Regions from separate parts of the Mus musculus genome. Here region 1 is linked to region 2. The links are chromatin loops, found by intact Hi-C in ENCODE. Cell type or tissue: left cerebral cortex. All regions are shown on one strand.

Region 1 (8,000 bases), 1.3 Mb after region 2:
CTTAAATGATCTAGAATAAGCCCTAGGCCACTCTGACTGCCTCCCAGCTCCATCCCACAATAATTGCTTATTGTTCTTTGTTTGTTTGTTTGTTTGTTTTTGTTTTTTTAGAGACAGGGTTTCTCTGTATAGCCCTGGCTGTCCTGGAACTCACTTTGTAGACCAAGCTGGCCTCAAACTCAGAAATCCACCTGCCTCTGCGTCCTGAGTGCTGGGATTAAAGGCGTGCACCACCACGCCCGGTGCATATTGTTCTGGGTGTGGCTCTTTGGGCTTCAGAAGCCTCTTCTCGTGGTTTCTTCTCAGACCCTCTTGTCCTTGTGCACACATCAATTTCACCCCCTACCCACTCCCATTTCCTCCCTCTGGTTGGCCTTTTTCTCTCTTCTGCCCAACCATTGCATGATCAGCATTTATTGACAAGGCAAAGAATAGATGGTAAAGATTGTTTACACAAACTTGACACAGGAGATTCCTGGTATAAGCATTGCAATGCCCTGTCCAGACTGAAACATGAATATGAGGCCAGAGAAATCAGCATTTGAATAACACAAGGGTAAACTTTGCACAGAAGGTACAAAATCATTATGCTTACATTTATCTTTTTTTGTCTATTAAAAGGCTCTTTTTTCTCATAATAGTACACCACATACAAAAAAAAACAAAAAAAATTGTGAATATTACCAGATATGGTGTACATTATAATGTCTAGTCCATAAGTATTTGACAGTTTGGAGAAAGTATTCTACTATCTATGCTATGTTGGTGAGTTAGAGGTTTGTATCTAAATCATTTTTTATCCTCACTTTTATTACCATCCTAAAAACATTGTAGAACTAAAAATATCTTCTTAAAGTCTAAACAAACTTAGGCGTAATTGTGAGGCTGTAACTATTTAGTCTTTAACCACATCAGTGACCTGAGAAGGAATAAATATTATCTGAGTATACAGGAAGTACAGACACACAACCTCCAAAACTATAGGGATGACACAGAGGCAGGCTGTCTAGACAGTCACCCAGAATTGTCTCTATAATGTTGCAGCATCCATCTTTAGCCTTCTGACCCAGTATACATGGCAGACCCTTGGTTAAGCAGGAATTATGAAGGACTTGCTTACCCTGTCTTGGCAGAGTTTGGCAGTCAACTTCCCTGCATCCATTTGTCCTTTCTGGACAGCATTTTGTCTGTAGATGAAGTTAGGGCGTTTTCTTTGCCCAGTGGCTAGCTTGCCATAACTGAAGCATTGAAGCGACTCCATGAGGAGGTTATTGAGTGCTCATCATCTCCTGTCAAGTGGAATGGGGGTACTGTCAGGAGCAGACCTGTCCCATTGTTAAAAAAGATTTTTGTTTGTTTGCTTTTTGAGACAGGGTTTCCCTTGTGTAGCCCTGGCTGCCCCGGAACTCACTCTATAGACCAGGATGGCCTTGAACTCAGAAATCTGTCTGCCTCTGCCTCCCAAGTGCTGGGATATGAATGGCTGCCATAGGCTCATATATTGACATCTTCATCAAGGAATAGCACTACTTGACAAGGGTGTAGGAGGTTTGTCAATGTTAGGATTGAAGCAGGAGAAGGGCTGAAAAGAAAAAAGGGTTATGTAGACATAAATATTTTCAAACCTACTTTAACAAATGTTCAGCCTCTTCTTTTGTCTACCACCCAGAAGAGGCAGTAAAAAAGAAAAACTATTAAGATATTGGGGAAGTGGACCTGGTTTACAATGGCTCCTTTGGGGCAAGCTCAATCTTCTCTGTCAGCAGTTCAGTCCCGTGGCAAACACCAAATACCAATCAACAGCTGCAGTCCAGACTTCTCGGCCAGCAGACCCCAGACAGGAACCAGCAGCTGCAGTCCAGTCCTCTCAGCAGGCAGACACTATGCCTGAACCAGCAACTGTAGATCAATACTGTAGAAACCACAAGGCTCACCAACCAAGGAGCTGCAGAAACCTCAGGAGCAGTTCTCTGGAGAGTTTCTCTCAATGGTGGCATTACCACAAGTAGATCTCAACAACTATGTAAGGCAAACAAATACATGCCTGCTGTTAGTGAAGAATAGTAAGGCAGAGCAAAATAAACCACATGCTCACTGCTCATCCCCGACTGTGTGGGGTCACAGTTATACTCCTTCATCACAGGTCCTTTCACAAGTCTGCTTCAGCAAAGCATTCTTTCACCTGTGTGCTCCAGCAAACCATCATTTGACATAACTGACTTTCCAAAGACTAGAAATTCCATGTCAGGATTATAAAGGAACGACAGGATAAGAGGGGAGGTTGTTGAATCTGCTTTCAGAGTAAAGAGAATCAACCACTGGTCTCAAATATTTTATACTGATTTGGATTTTTGTGCATTGAGAGAAATTTAAGCTTATATTTGCTACAACTTACCATACACATGTTTCAATGTTAAGGTATTGCACCTATGCAACTCACTTTAAAATGTAATGTTAAGTTCCAGTCCTTGAAAGAAACTATTGCAAACAGTTCAAGATAATTAAGAAATGTAAGTGGGTAGTCAGTTAATCAAACTTATGGACATGTTAGGAACTAATGATGTTAATTACAGAAATAAGCTTTCTTTAGCCTCTTGTAGATGTTTCTAAAGTTGAAGAGATAGTGGGTAGCTCGAAACAAGCAACACTCGCCTATTCTGATACACTGTAGATACATAAGTGGTCTTCAACAATCTCAGACATCTACAGGATATGGCATTCAAAAATGTTTTCCAACACCAGGCTTTCCATAACAGTGAGATATAACTGCTCCTGGCAGTGCCTCCATTGTGCTTCAAAGAAGATGATGGGCGTAGAAGAACCTCCATATGGAGTTCACTTCAACTGTGGCACCAGCCAAAAATATGCCCTTACTTCAACTGCAGACTGCATGCAGTCCTAACCGGGGACAAGCAGAACACAGAGGAAGTGGACTGGTGAGCTTTGCCAAGACAAGTTGGGGAACTCCTTCAATGTTCCTGCTTCACAAAAAAGTCCATCATATACTGGGCCACTAGGCAAAGATGGATGCCCCAGCACTGCAGGAGAATCTTGGGTGACTGTCCAGGCAGCCAGCGATCTCTGCCATTTCCGTAGCTTTGTAAGGAAGCTGCTTGCTCTGCACTTGCTGTTTTCTCAGGGAATATTTATCCTTCTCAGGTCACTGATTGGGGGAAGACTGCATAGTCACAGTCTCACAGCAAGCTTAGGTTGTTTAGGATTCAAGAAAACTATTTAGGTCTAGGAAGATATTTATAGGTGGATAATTTCAAGTTATGATTGAAAAGGAATTAGGGAAAGAACTTTGGACTCATGAGATAGATAGGACTTTGGATTTATAACATAGATAATTTCTTAGTGGTTGACAAATACAAATGAAACAGACATTATGAATGTAATTCTTATATTTTATATTAAGAATTAATTAAGCCAGGCAGTGGTGGCCCACGCCTTCAATCCCAGCACTCAGGGGCAGAGGCAGGCAGATTTCTGAGTTTGAGGCCAGCCTGGTCTACAGAGTGAGTTCCTGGATAGCCAGGGCTGCACAGAGAAACCTTGTCTTGAAAAAAAAAAAAAGAAAGGGAATTAGTTAAAATTCTTAATTTTCATAATTAATTTTCTTAATGAATTAAATGAAGAATTAATAATAATTAATAAATAATTAATAACTCAAATTCTTAACTTTTTAAAATTAAGTTTATTTTTTAAAAGATTAATTTATTTATTTTAGGTATTTGAGTACACTGTTGTTTGTTTTGTCTTCAGACACACCAGAAGAGGGCAACAAATCACATTAGAGATGGTTGTGAGCCACTATGTGGTTTCTTGGAATTGAATTCAGGACCTTTGGAAGAGCAGTTAGTGCTCTTAAGCACTGAGCCATCTCTCCAGCCCTAATATTACGTTTTGATACTTGTTCTTATTGTATAAAGTTGATGATGTCAGAGAAAGAGCTGTTTATAGGACTAAGAGGTATATTGTTGAAGTAATGTTGTGGTACACTGTGTGAAGATGAGTCTCTGTCCTACCTTGCCTACCTAAAGCACCCTGAGTGGTAAAATAAAAACTCTATGTCCTGTAGCAAAGAGAGTAGAAGGCAGAATTCTGGTCAGTTAGAGGAACTCTGGGAAGAGAGAAGCATGGGGGATTTGTCACACGGGCTCATAGAAAGTGGTATGTGTGAAACTGAGGAGAGGTGACCAGTCACATGGCAGAACTTAGAATAGTATGAATGGGATAACTGAATTATGAGATAGCTGGAAACAGGCCTAGCATAAAGCATAGGCATTCAAAAACAAATGTAAGTCTGCCGTCATTATTCAGAGCAAGGGAGGACAAGCAGGAATCTCCGACAGATAACAGGAGCAGGAGCAAGCAGACACAGAGCAAGCCTTTCCTTCTTCCATGTCTTCATGTAGGCTTCCAGCAGAAGGCGTGGCCCAGATCAGAAAGTGGGAGGGGCTCCCGCTCAATTATTTTGGATTACAAAGGGGGAGGGGCTCCCGCTCAAATATTTTGGATTACAAAGGGGGAGGGGCTCCTGCTCAAATATTCTGGATTACAGGTGTGTCTTCCTACCTCAAAGAAAAGGGTCAGAAATTGATCTTCCCACTTCAAATTAAGCAAAAACGCCTCACAGATGGTGTCCTCCATTTTGAGGTTTTAGTTAGCCCCACATGTAGCTGGCATCAAAGAACCAACATCATGGTCCCTGTCCGACTTCTGGAACTGCTCTGTTTGGGGCTTTGCAGCTCCTTTTAGCACTCATGACTCTGCCTCCTGCCTCCCCTCTTACCGGGAGTTTTCTTTCCACGGGTGGAAAAGCACGTAAAGTTCTTTGGGATGTAAGTTTGATGAGAGCAGGGCAGCCTGAGACCTGAAAGCCCTGGAGAAGTGCACACAGGAAGGAGGCCCTGGGGCAGCTCAGCAGCCTGGATCCCCTTTACCCTCAGCTCTGTGGGCTCAGACGCTGTCCTCTTTGTTTCTTCCACCAGGCGGCGCTGTTGCCCAAGAATGTGATTCTTCCCTGTCATCTTCAACAGGTGAGACCCTGGAGGGTCTGCAGTGGGAGGAAAGATGGGAAAGGGGACACCTTTCTCTGCAGGAATGCTCTGGATATTGGGGTGTCATGGTCTGTTACAAATTAGCATTTAAACATCTGATTGGAGTTTATCTTGTTCATAGGGAATCAAAAACTAACATCAGCTCAAGTGCAGAGATGAGCACACACTGTGTCTTTTTCCTGGGATGAGGCTGTGATCAGTATGTTGTATTTTTAATTCTATGACTCTTTTGCAAATTGTCTTCATACAGTGTATTTCAATCATACATTTCTGTTCTATTCCAGAGCTGGCTTCACTGGCTGGTGATACAGATTTGTCTAAAGAGCCCACTATCAGCCTCTACTCTAGATATGTAGGAGAAAGGATTTTGAAATCATATGTTTAAATTTTTTATTAGAATTATTTTTTTGTACATGAGTATGTAGGTACACAAGCATTGGGTCCATTGGAACTGAAGTTGCAGATGGTTGACAGCCGCCACGTGCTGATGGAACTCACCCTGGATCCTCTGCAACAGGAACACGTGCTCTCAGCTCTGAGCCATCTCTCCAGCCACCATTGGAATGTTCACATCAGGAAACCACACAGCTGATCCACAGCCTGCTGCTGAGCACCTTGAGAGAAACTAGAGGCCCAGGAAGAGACAGTGTCAGTGCAGAGCTCAGGAGGGAGGGGAGCTGGGCACTGATGGGGAGAGGCCTGAGGGACAGAGACAGAGAGGGGCTGAGCAGGAGGAGACAGAGGCAAAGGGGGAGACCTAACTCAGCAGAGTCCCCTGTTGGAGGGTATCTCTGTCAGATTGCACTGGACACATCTGCAGAACCCTGCTGGCCTCTTCCATTTCATAGTGAAAGGTGTGCTGGTTTGAATGAGAACAGCCACACAGGCTCATAGGAATGAATCCTTCGAATCCAGCTGATGGAACTGTTCAGAAAGGACTGGGAGGTGTGGCCTTGTTGGAGGATGTGTGCCACTGGGTTGGGCACTGAGGTTTTAACAGAATTTCACTTTTCCCAGTGTCTCAGTCTTTTGCTTGCAAATCAAGTCCTGAGTTCTCAGCTTTCTACCACACCTTTCCTCTGCCATCATGGACTCAAACCCTCTGAAATTAGAGAACAGATTAAACATGTTCTTTTTTGTATTGCCTTGATTACACTGTCTTATCACAGCAATAAAAAACTAGCTAAAGCTGGTGTGGTGACAATGCCTTCAATCTGAGTGTGGTGGATTGAATAGGTGGCCTCATAGACTCATGTGTTTGAAAGCTTGGCCCACAAGGAGTGGCAATGTTAGGAGTGTGACTGTGTTAGAGGAAGTGTGTCACTTTGAGGTTGGCCTTTGAGGTCTCCTATGCTCATGAGCTGCCCAGTGTGGAATGAAAGCCTCTTCCTGGCTGCATTTGGATCAAGATGTAGAAGTCTCCCCTTCTCCAGCACCATGTCTACCTGCACACTGGCATGCTTCCTGTCATGATGGACTAAATCCCTGAAACTGTAAGCCAGACCCTATTAAATGTCTCCCTTTAGAAGGAATGCCTTGGTCATGGTGTTTCTTCACAGCAACAAAACCAAAACTAACACACCCAGCACTTAGGATGCAAAGGCAGATGTATCTCTGTGAGTTCAAGGGCAGCCTGATCTACATAATGAATTACAGAATAGCCAGGGCTGTGCAGATAGACCTTGTCTAAACAAGCAAACAAACAAAACCCATAGTAAAATAAGAAGAAAAGTAATGGAGACAGATCCTTTGTGTAGCTGCCTAACCCCAACAGCATCCCTAGGTTGATCAGGAAGAAACCTAAGAGCATCAAGTCCCCATGGAAAATGCTCACAACATCTAATAAGAGGGGTTCAGGGAGACAGGGTCTGCTGAATCCTGGTGAGGCTGGGGGGCTGCTGTGGGGATCTGCATGGGGAGGTGACTGGAGTTCACACCTGTGGTCACACGCATTCATTGCTCTGTGTGATGAGTGACTCTCTTCAGGAGTCCCCACCCATCTATGCTCTTCTTTCCACTTCACTTCTGTGACTGATTTGAAAAGATCCACAGAATCATGAAATGGGTAAATTTAATCTTTCCCCACACTACTGATCAGGGATGAAACCTCACATCACAGTGTGTGCTCTCTGGCATGAGAATCATCTTTCTCCCAGTGTCCACACTGCACAGGCCTGAGGAACTCTGGGGCCAACTCAATTATCAGAACCCGTGTCCCACACAGCTGTGACATTCATGTCCCTCACCTCATCAGCTCAAAAGTGTGAGTGAAGGTCAGGGAGGGAGGGAGAGGGTCAGAGATTACATAACTTCTACCACACTAGCATCCTTATTCTGTGTTATAGTTGGTGACAGCTCCTCTCCTACTGTGATTGAGTCACTAAAGCAACTGCACCATGGAAGTGCAGACACAGAGAAGTCCAGTGGAGACAGGGATCAGTGCCCTGCTGTCTGTGGTCTGCACGGGGTCTCTCTTCAGTGGACAAGGGGGTCTCCTGTGCTGAGACAATGTCCCAGATCCACAGAGACAAACTCAGGACTCAGAATGAAGATCCTTGTTTCAAATACACACACACACACATACACACACACACACACACACACACACACACACACACACACCTGCAGCCACAGACTTTTCATCTAGGAATTAACACAAGGAATCTGTGTCTCAGCACAGGGCTGAGAAGACAGATCCTGAGGGGAGAGGCAAAGTCTACACTTAACAGATGAGAGTCCTGCACTCAGGCTTGGCAGTGTGAGCCGCCCATTGCAGGTGAACAGAGCCTGGTCTCTGTGGGGTCCCTGTGGGGCTTGCAGCCCAGCGCCTTGACTTTAAGGAAAAGCCTCTCTCTCCACTGCATCCCTAAGCGCTTGTGTCGCCATTGTATTCCCGGAAGAGGCTTTTCTTCTAGAAGACTCCAGGGTCTGACTTCT
Region 2 (8,000 bases):
ATAAATCCTCCCAAAAGAGAATTTCAAAAAAAAAAAATCACACAACACAACTGAGTCTCCAGAGAAACCAGAAATTTCCTCTTGAGACCTGGTTCTCCTAGATTTAGGTCCTCAGATCAGGGGGTTGCATTGCCAAAGTGCTTCTTGTACACCACACATATCTGTTTTTTAACAGATAGTCTCTAATTCCATCTTTATCCTAAAGCTTTAGTAAGGACCTTTGCAATAACAAAGAGCTGTTGTCAGCTGACTGGTTTTCACACATTGGGAATGTGTCTCAGTGACTTGAGTGCCTACCGTGTATAATATAGGTCCCAGATTCCATTTCTCAACACTTCCAAAAAACAGGGTTGTGGCACCAATTCGGGATGGTGAGGTGACTCTGGTAGAGGTGCTTGCCACTGAGTCTGACCACCTAAGTTCAGTCCCCCAGAACCCACGTGGAAAGAGAGAACTGGATCCCCAAGGTTGTCTTATGACTCCCTCTGCCCCCAACACATACCACAGATGGAGAATGGCCTCATTCACACACGGTACACATAAAGCAATAGTATAAATACATAACACATAAAAGAGTTTAAAATCTCTGTGATTATCCTTGCATGGGATGCCCTTCAGTCCTCCTGGCTGCTTCTCATCACAATGTGGGTTTTGGACACAGGTAAGTCTGGAGGAAAACTGGACATATCTTTTACATACTTGTCCTTATACATAACTGTCCTTATGACCTTCAATATGAAATCATCATGATTCCTTTTTTATTTTATTACATTGATTTAATAATTATGTGTAGGGATGTGCATGTCGTGATGGCTATGTGATGCTGAGAGGATAACTTACAGGACTCAGGTGTCTCCACTCTCCTTGTGGCTTCCATGGATCAAACTCAGAGAGCCAAGCTTGGTAGCAAGAACCTTTATTCTCTGAGCCACCCTTCCTCTTCCTTTCTTCTCTTCAGAAGTCAGACCCTGGAGTCTTCTAGAAGAAAAGCCACTTCCGGGAATACAATGGCTACACAAGTGCTTGGGGATGCAGTGGAGAGAGGCTTCTACTTAAAGCAGAGGCGCTGGCCTGCAAGCCCCACATGGACCCCACAGAGACCAGGCTCTGTTCACCTGCAATGGGCGGCTCACACTGCCAAGCCTGAGTGCAGGACTCTCATCTGTTAAGTATAGACTTTGCCTCTCCCCTCAGGATCTGTCTTCTCAGCCCTGTGCTGAGACACAGATTCCTTGTGTTAATTCCTAGAAGTCCGTGGCTTCAGGTGGGTAGGTATATATACATATATACATATATATATGTATATATATGTGTGTGTGTGTATTTAAAACAAGGATCTTCATTCTGAGTCCTGAGTTTGTCTCTGTGGACCTGGGACATTGTCTCAGCACAGGAGACCCCCTTGTCCACTGAAGAGAGACCCCTGTGCAGACCACAGACAGCAGGGCACTGATCCCTGTCTCCACTGGACTTCTCTGTGTCTGCACTTCCATGGTGCAGTTGCTTTAGTGACTCAATCACAGAAGGAGAGGAACTGTCACCAACTATAACACAGAATAAGGATGATAGTGTGGTAGAAGTTATGTAATCTCTGACCCTCTCCCTTCCTCCCTGACCTTCACTCACACTTTTGAGCTGATGAGGTGAGGGACATGAATGTCACAGGAGTGGGGGACACTGTTTCTGATAACAGAGTTGGCCCCAGAGTTCCTCAGGCCTGTGCAGTGTGGACACTGGAAGAAAGATGATTCTCATGCCAGAGAGCACACAGGGTTTCATCCCTGATCAGTAGTGTGGGAGAAGATTAAATTTACCCATCCCCCCACCCCAAAAAAAAGATTTTAAAAAAAGCCGGGCGTGATGGCACACCCCTTTAATCCCAGCACTCAGGAGACAGAGGCAGGCAGATTTCTGTGTTCAAGGCCAGCCTGGTCTACAGACTGAGTTCCAGGACAGCCAGGGCTACACAGAGAAACCCTGTCTCTGAAAACAAACAAACAAAAAAAAATTACCCATTTCATGATTCTGTGGAAAGAAGAGCAGAGATGGGTGGGGACTCCTGAAGAGAGTCACTCATCACACAGAGCAACAAACGTCTGTGACCACAGGTGTGAACTACAGTCACCTCCCCATGCAGATCTCCACAGCAGCCCTCCAGTGTCACCAGGATTCAGCAGACCCTGTCTCCCTGAACCCCTCTTATTAGATGCTAGGAGCATTTTTCTTGGGTCTTGGTGCTCTTAGGTTTCTTCCTGACCAACCTAGGGATGCTGTTGGGGTCAGGCAGCTTCACAGAGAGGATCTGACTCCATCACTTTCTTATTTTACTACGTTTTTTGTTTGTTTGTTTGTTTGTTTGTTTGTTTAGACAAGGTCTATCTGCACAGACTTGGCTATTCTGGAATTCATTATATAGATCAGGTTGCCCTTGAACTTACATCTGCCTTTGCATCCTATTCAACCCACCACACTGAGATTGAAGGCCTGTGCACCACACCAGCTTTATCTAGTTTTTTATTGCTGTGATATAACAGTATAACCAAGGCAACACATAAAAGAACGTGTTTAATTTGTTCTCTAGTTTCAGAGGGTTTGAGTCCATGATGGCATTGGAAAGGTGTGGTGGAGGAATAGCTGAGAGCTCAGGACTTGATTTGCAAGCAAAAGACTGAGACACTGGGAATAGAGAAAGTCTTTTAAAACCTCAGTGCCCAACCCAGTGGCACACATCCTCCAACAAGGCCACACCTCCCAGTCCTTCTGAACAGCTCCATGAGCTGGATTTGAAGGATTCATTCCTATGAGCCTGTGTGGCTGTTCTCATTCAAACCAGCACAGCGTTCACTATGAAATGGAAGAGGCCAGCAGGGTTCTGCAGATGTGTCCAGTGCAATCTGACAGAGATACCCTCCAACAGGGGACTCTGCTGAGTTGGTCTCCCCCTTTGCCTCTGTCTCCTCCTGCTCAGCCCTGTCCTCTGTCTCTGTCCCTCAGATCTCTCCCCATCAATGCCCAGCTCCCCTCCCTCCTGAGCTCTGCACTGACACTGTCTCTTCCTGGGCCTCTAGTTTCTCTCATGTGCTCAGCAGCAGGCTGTGATAAGCTGTGTGGTGTCCTGATGTGAACATTCCAATGGTGGCTGGAGAGATAGCTCAGGACTGAGAGCACGTGTTGCTGTTGCAGAGGATCCAGGGTGAGTTCCATCAGCACATGGCGGCTGTCAACCATCTGCAACTTTAGTTCCCAGGGATCCAATGCTAGTGAACCTACATACTCATGGACAAAAAACAAATGATTCTAATAAAAAAATTAAATATATGATTTCAAAAATCCTCTTTCTCCTACACATCTAGAGTGTGAGACAAGGGGCTGAGGATAGCAGGCTCTTTAGACAAATCTGTATCACCAGTCAGTGAAGCCAGCTCTGGAACAGGACAGAAATGTATGATTGAAATACACAGTACTGAAGACTATTTGCAAAAGAGTCATAGAATTAAAAATACAAAATACTGATCACAGCCTCATCCCAGGAAGAAGTCACAATGTGTGCTCAGCTTTGCACTTGAGCCGATGTTAGGTTTTGATTCCCCATGAACAAGATACATTTTACTCAGATGTTTGAATACTCATTTTTAATGGACCATGACATCCCAACATCTAGAGCATTCCTGCAGAGAAAGGTGTCCTCTTTCCCATCTTCCCTCCCACTGCAGACCCTCCAGGGTCTCACCTGTTGAAGATGAAAGAGAAGCATCACATTCTTGGGCAACAGCGCCGCCTGGTGGAAGAAACAAAGATGACAGCGTCTGAGCCCACAGAGTTGAGGGTAAAGGGGATGCAGGCAGCTGAGCTGCCCCAGGACCTCCTTCCTGTCTGCACTGCTCCAGGGCTCTCAGGTCTCAGACCGCCCTGCTCTCATCAAACTACATCCAGAAGAACTTTATGTGCTTTTCCACCCGTGGGAAGAAAACTCCCTGTAAGAGGGGAGGTAGGAGGCAGAGCCATGAGTGCTAAAAGGAGCTGCAAAGCCCCAAAGAGAGCAGTTCCAGAACTCGGACAGGGACCATGGTGTTGGTTCTTTGATGCGAGCTACATGTGGCGTTAACTAAAACCTCAAAATGGAGCACACCATCTGTGAGGCTTTTTGCTTAATTTGAAGTGGGAAGATCAATTTCTGATCCTTTTCTTTGAGATAGGAAGACACACCTGTAATCCAGAATATTTGTGTAGGAGCCCCTCCCCCTTTCTGATGTGGGCCACGCCTTCTGCTGGAAGCCTACATGAAGACATGGAAGAAGGAAAGGCTTGCTCTGTGTCTGCTTGCTCCTGCTCCTGTTATCTGTCTGAGATTCCTGCTTGTCCTCCCTTGCTCTGAATAATGACGGCAGACTTACATTTATTTATGAATGCCTACGCTTTATGCTAGGCCTTTTCCCAGCATTCTCATAATTCAGTTATCCCATTCATACTATTCTAAGTTCTGCAATGTGGCTGGTCACCTCTCCTCAGTTTCGCACATCCCACTTCCTCTGAGTCTGGGTGGCGAATCCCCCATGCTTCTCTTTTTCCTGAGTTCCTCTCTCTGCCCATAATCCTGCCTTCTACTCTCCTTTTCTAAGGACATAGGGTTTTTATTTTACCACTCAGAAGGTACTTTAGGTAGGCAAGGTAGGACAGAGACTAATCTTCACAGTGTACAACATTACTTCAACATTGACCCCCCACTTAATCCTATGAAAGGCTCTTTCTCTGACATCATCAACTGTATAAAAACAATAAGAACAAGTATAAAAACATAAGTATACAAAGTTAAGAATTTAATTACAAACACTTAATTCTTTAGTATGAATTATTATTAAGTCTTTAATTAATTAATTCGATTAATTAAATAATTAAGGAAATAAACTTTAGATTAAGAATTTAATTATTAATATTAAAAATATAAGAATTACATTCATAATGTCTCATTCATTTGTATTTGCCAATCACTGAGAAATTATTATCTATCCTATGGATCCAGTTTTTGCCTAATTCCCTTTCTATCATAACTTGAAAGTATCCACCTATAAATATCTTCCTAGACCTAAATCGTTTTCTTGAGTCCTAAACAACCTAAGCTTCCTGTGAGGCTGTAACTATGTAATCTTCCCCCCATCAGTGACCTGAGAAGGGTAAATATTCCCTGAGAAAACAGGACGTGCAGAGCAAGCATCTTCCTTCCAAAGTTACGGAAATGGCAGAGATCGCTGGCTGCCTGGACAGTCACCCAAGGTTCTCCTGCAGTCCTGGGGCATCCATCTTTGCCTACTGGCCCAGTATATGATGGACTTTTTTGTGAAGCAGGAATATTGAGGGACTTCCCTGTTATGCTTGTCGCCGGTTAGGACTGCATGCTGTCCGCAGTTGAAGCAAGGGCAGGTTTTTGGCTGGAGCCTGACTTTGCCACATTGAAGCAAACTCCATATGGAGGTTCTTTGATGCCCACCATCCTCCTTGAAGTAGAATGAGGGCACTGCCAGGCTCAGTCACGTCTCAGTGTTATGGAAAGCTGCCTGTTAATAAAACATTTTTGAATGCCACATCCTGTAGATGTCTGAGATTTTCGAAGTCCACTTATGTATCTACAGTGTATCAGAATAGGCAAGTGTTGCTTGTTTCTAGCTATCCACTATCTCTTCAACTTAGGAAATATCTACAAGGGGCTAAAGAAAGCTTATTTCTGTAATTAACATCACTAGTTCCTAACATGTCCAAAACTTTGATTGATTGACTACCCACTTGCATTTCCTAACTCTTTGCAATAGTTTCTTTCAAGGACTGGAACTTAACATTACATTTTAAATTGAGTTGCAGAGGTGCAATATCTTAAACAAGAGTTGAAACATGTGTATGTTATGTTGTAGCAAATGTAAGCTTAAATTTCTCTCAATATACAAAAATACAAACCAGTATAAAATATTTGAGACCAGTAGCTGATGCTCTTTACTCTGAAAGCAGATTCAACAACCTCCCCTCCTATCCTATTGTTCCTTTATAGTCCTTACATGGAACTTGTAGTTTCTTTGGAAAGTCAGTTATGTCAAATGATGGTTTGCTGGAGCACACAGGTGAAAGAATGTTTTGCTGAAGCAGACACATGAAAGGACCTGTGATGAAGGAGTATAACTGTGACCCCACACAGTCGGGAATGAGCAGTGAGCATGTGGTTTGTTTTGTTCTGCCTTGCTATTCTCCACTAACAGCTGGCATGTATTTGTTTGCCTTACATAGTTGTTGAGATCCACTTGTGGTAATGCCACTATTGAGAGAAACTCTCCAAAGAACTGCTCTTGAGGTTTCTGCAGCTCCTTGGTTGGTGAGCCTTGTGGTTTCTTCAGGATTGATCCACAGTTGCTGGTTCAGGCATGGTGTCTGCCTGCTGAGACTGGACTGGACTGGACTGCAGCTGTTGATTCGTATTTGGTGTTTGCCACGGAACTGAACTGCTGACAAAGATTGAGCTTGCCCCAAAAGAGCTATTGTCAAACAGGTCCACTTCCCCAATATCCTAATAACATTTCTCTTCCACTACCTCTTCTGGGTGGTGGGCAAAAGAAGATTCTAAATATTTATTAAAGTAAGTTTGAAAAAAATGTATGCCTACATAACCATTTTTTCTTTTCATCTCTTCTCCTGCTTCAACCCTAACATTGCCACACCTCCTACAGCCTTTTCAAGTAGTGTTATTCATTGATGGAGATTTAAATATATGAGCCTATGGTGGCTATTTGTATTCAAACCACAACTTTCCACTTCTAGGTCCCCATAGGCTTGTAGCAATATCATTCAGCCAAAATGCATTCAGCCCAACTTTAAAAGCCCCCATAGTCTAAAAGTCTATCACAACCTTAGCACATTATAAACTTCAAGGTTCTGAATCTCTCAGAGAGTCATGGAATCCATAAGCTGTAACCTCCTATAAAATAAAAATAAGAAATCTTATAGATCACATTCTTCCCCCACGCTATGGCACAGGATGTGCATCACCATTCCAAAATGCAAGAGAGGGAGCATCGTGAGGAGATGCTGAACCAGAGCAAGACCAGAGAGCAGCTGGGCAAACACTGCATCTCCATGTCTGATGTCAAAGCACTCTTCAGAGCTCCACCTCCTTCATCTTTGTTGACTGCAACACACTTCTCTCTCTTTGTGCCAGAGATGGGGGTTATGCATGGTCTGGACAATATGGATGTCCACTCACTATGGCTGACCTGGCTACAGCTGTTGCTGAATGCAAGACCTCCCAACAGCAAAGACCAACACTGAGCCCCAGATGTGGCACCATTCCTCAAGGTGACCAGCCAGCTACCTGGTGGCAGGCTGACCCCATGAACCAGGTCTGTCATGGGAAGGACAACACTTGATCCTTGCTGGAGCAGACGCTCACTCTGACCATGGATTTGCCTTTCCTACATGGGATGCTTCTGCTGAAGCCACCAGCAGTGAACTTACAGAATGCCTGATCCACCGTCCTGCTATTCCACACAGAGATCACGTGGTATTCTGACCAAGGAACTCACTTCACAGCAGAGAAGTGTGACAGTGGCCCATGGTCATGGAGTCCTCTAGTCTTACCATGTTCCCCACCAACCTGAGGCAGCTGGGTTGACAGAAAGATGGGGTGACTGAAGACACAGTTACAGTGCACATTAGGTGACAGAGGCCTGCAGGGCTGAGTCATGAATAGTGGGACTTTCTTGGTCCTGCCAGTGGATGAATAAAGACACAGAGACATCATCACCATCATCATCATCATCATTATTGTTATTATTAGATGCTTAAACGCTTAGCTAAGCAGAATTTATGTTATTCTTAGGTGACAAATTGTGGCCTATGTCTCCCAAGTGGCCTGTTCTTTACCTCTCTCTCACAGCCCTGGGACAGCTGTCCTTCCTCGTATAATGATGGTGAATCCTCCTGCCTCTAATCCTTTCCCCAGAGGCCCTCTCTCAGCCCTCAAG

Evidence for each region. A loop is a pair of places that touch in the nucleus more often than their neighbours do. Peaks named below come from ENCODE experiments on the same cell type or tissue, not always from the same donor. Only the 100,000 strongest peaks of a DNase experiment are listed, where the experiment ranks them.
Region 1: a loop joins it to region 2, with 24 times the contacts of the local background. A loop is called at or near these places in 10 of 42 quality-filtered maps.

What each region holds. Positions count from the first base shown.
Region 1 is chr17:34,000,630-34,008,629 of GRCm38, reverse strand. It overlaps Gm31082 (a long non-coding RNA gene), which reads left to right and starts at 4,482. Exons shown (of 3, transcript XR_385546.3): 1 at 4,482-5,042; 2 at 5,185-5,262; 3 at 5,348-6,251. In left cerebral cortex, a CTCF peak has its summit at 5,003 (motif pointing right); a DNase peak (open chromatin) is centred at 4,997; H3K4me3 peaks cover 42 bases.
Region 2 is chr17:35,291,792-35,299,791 of GRCm38, reverse strand. No RefSeq gene overlaps it. Among named protein-coding and RNA genes, the nearest start is that of H2-Q1, 25 kb to the left of the region's middle. In left cerebral cortex, a CTCF peak has its summit at 3,768 (motif pointing left); DNase peaks (open chromatin) are centred at 3,784 and 4,440.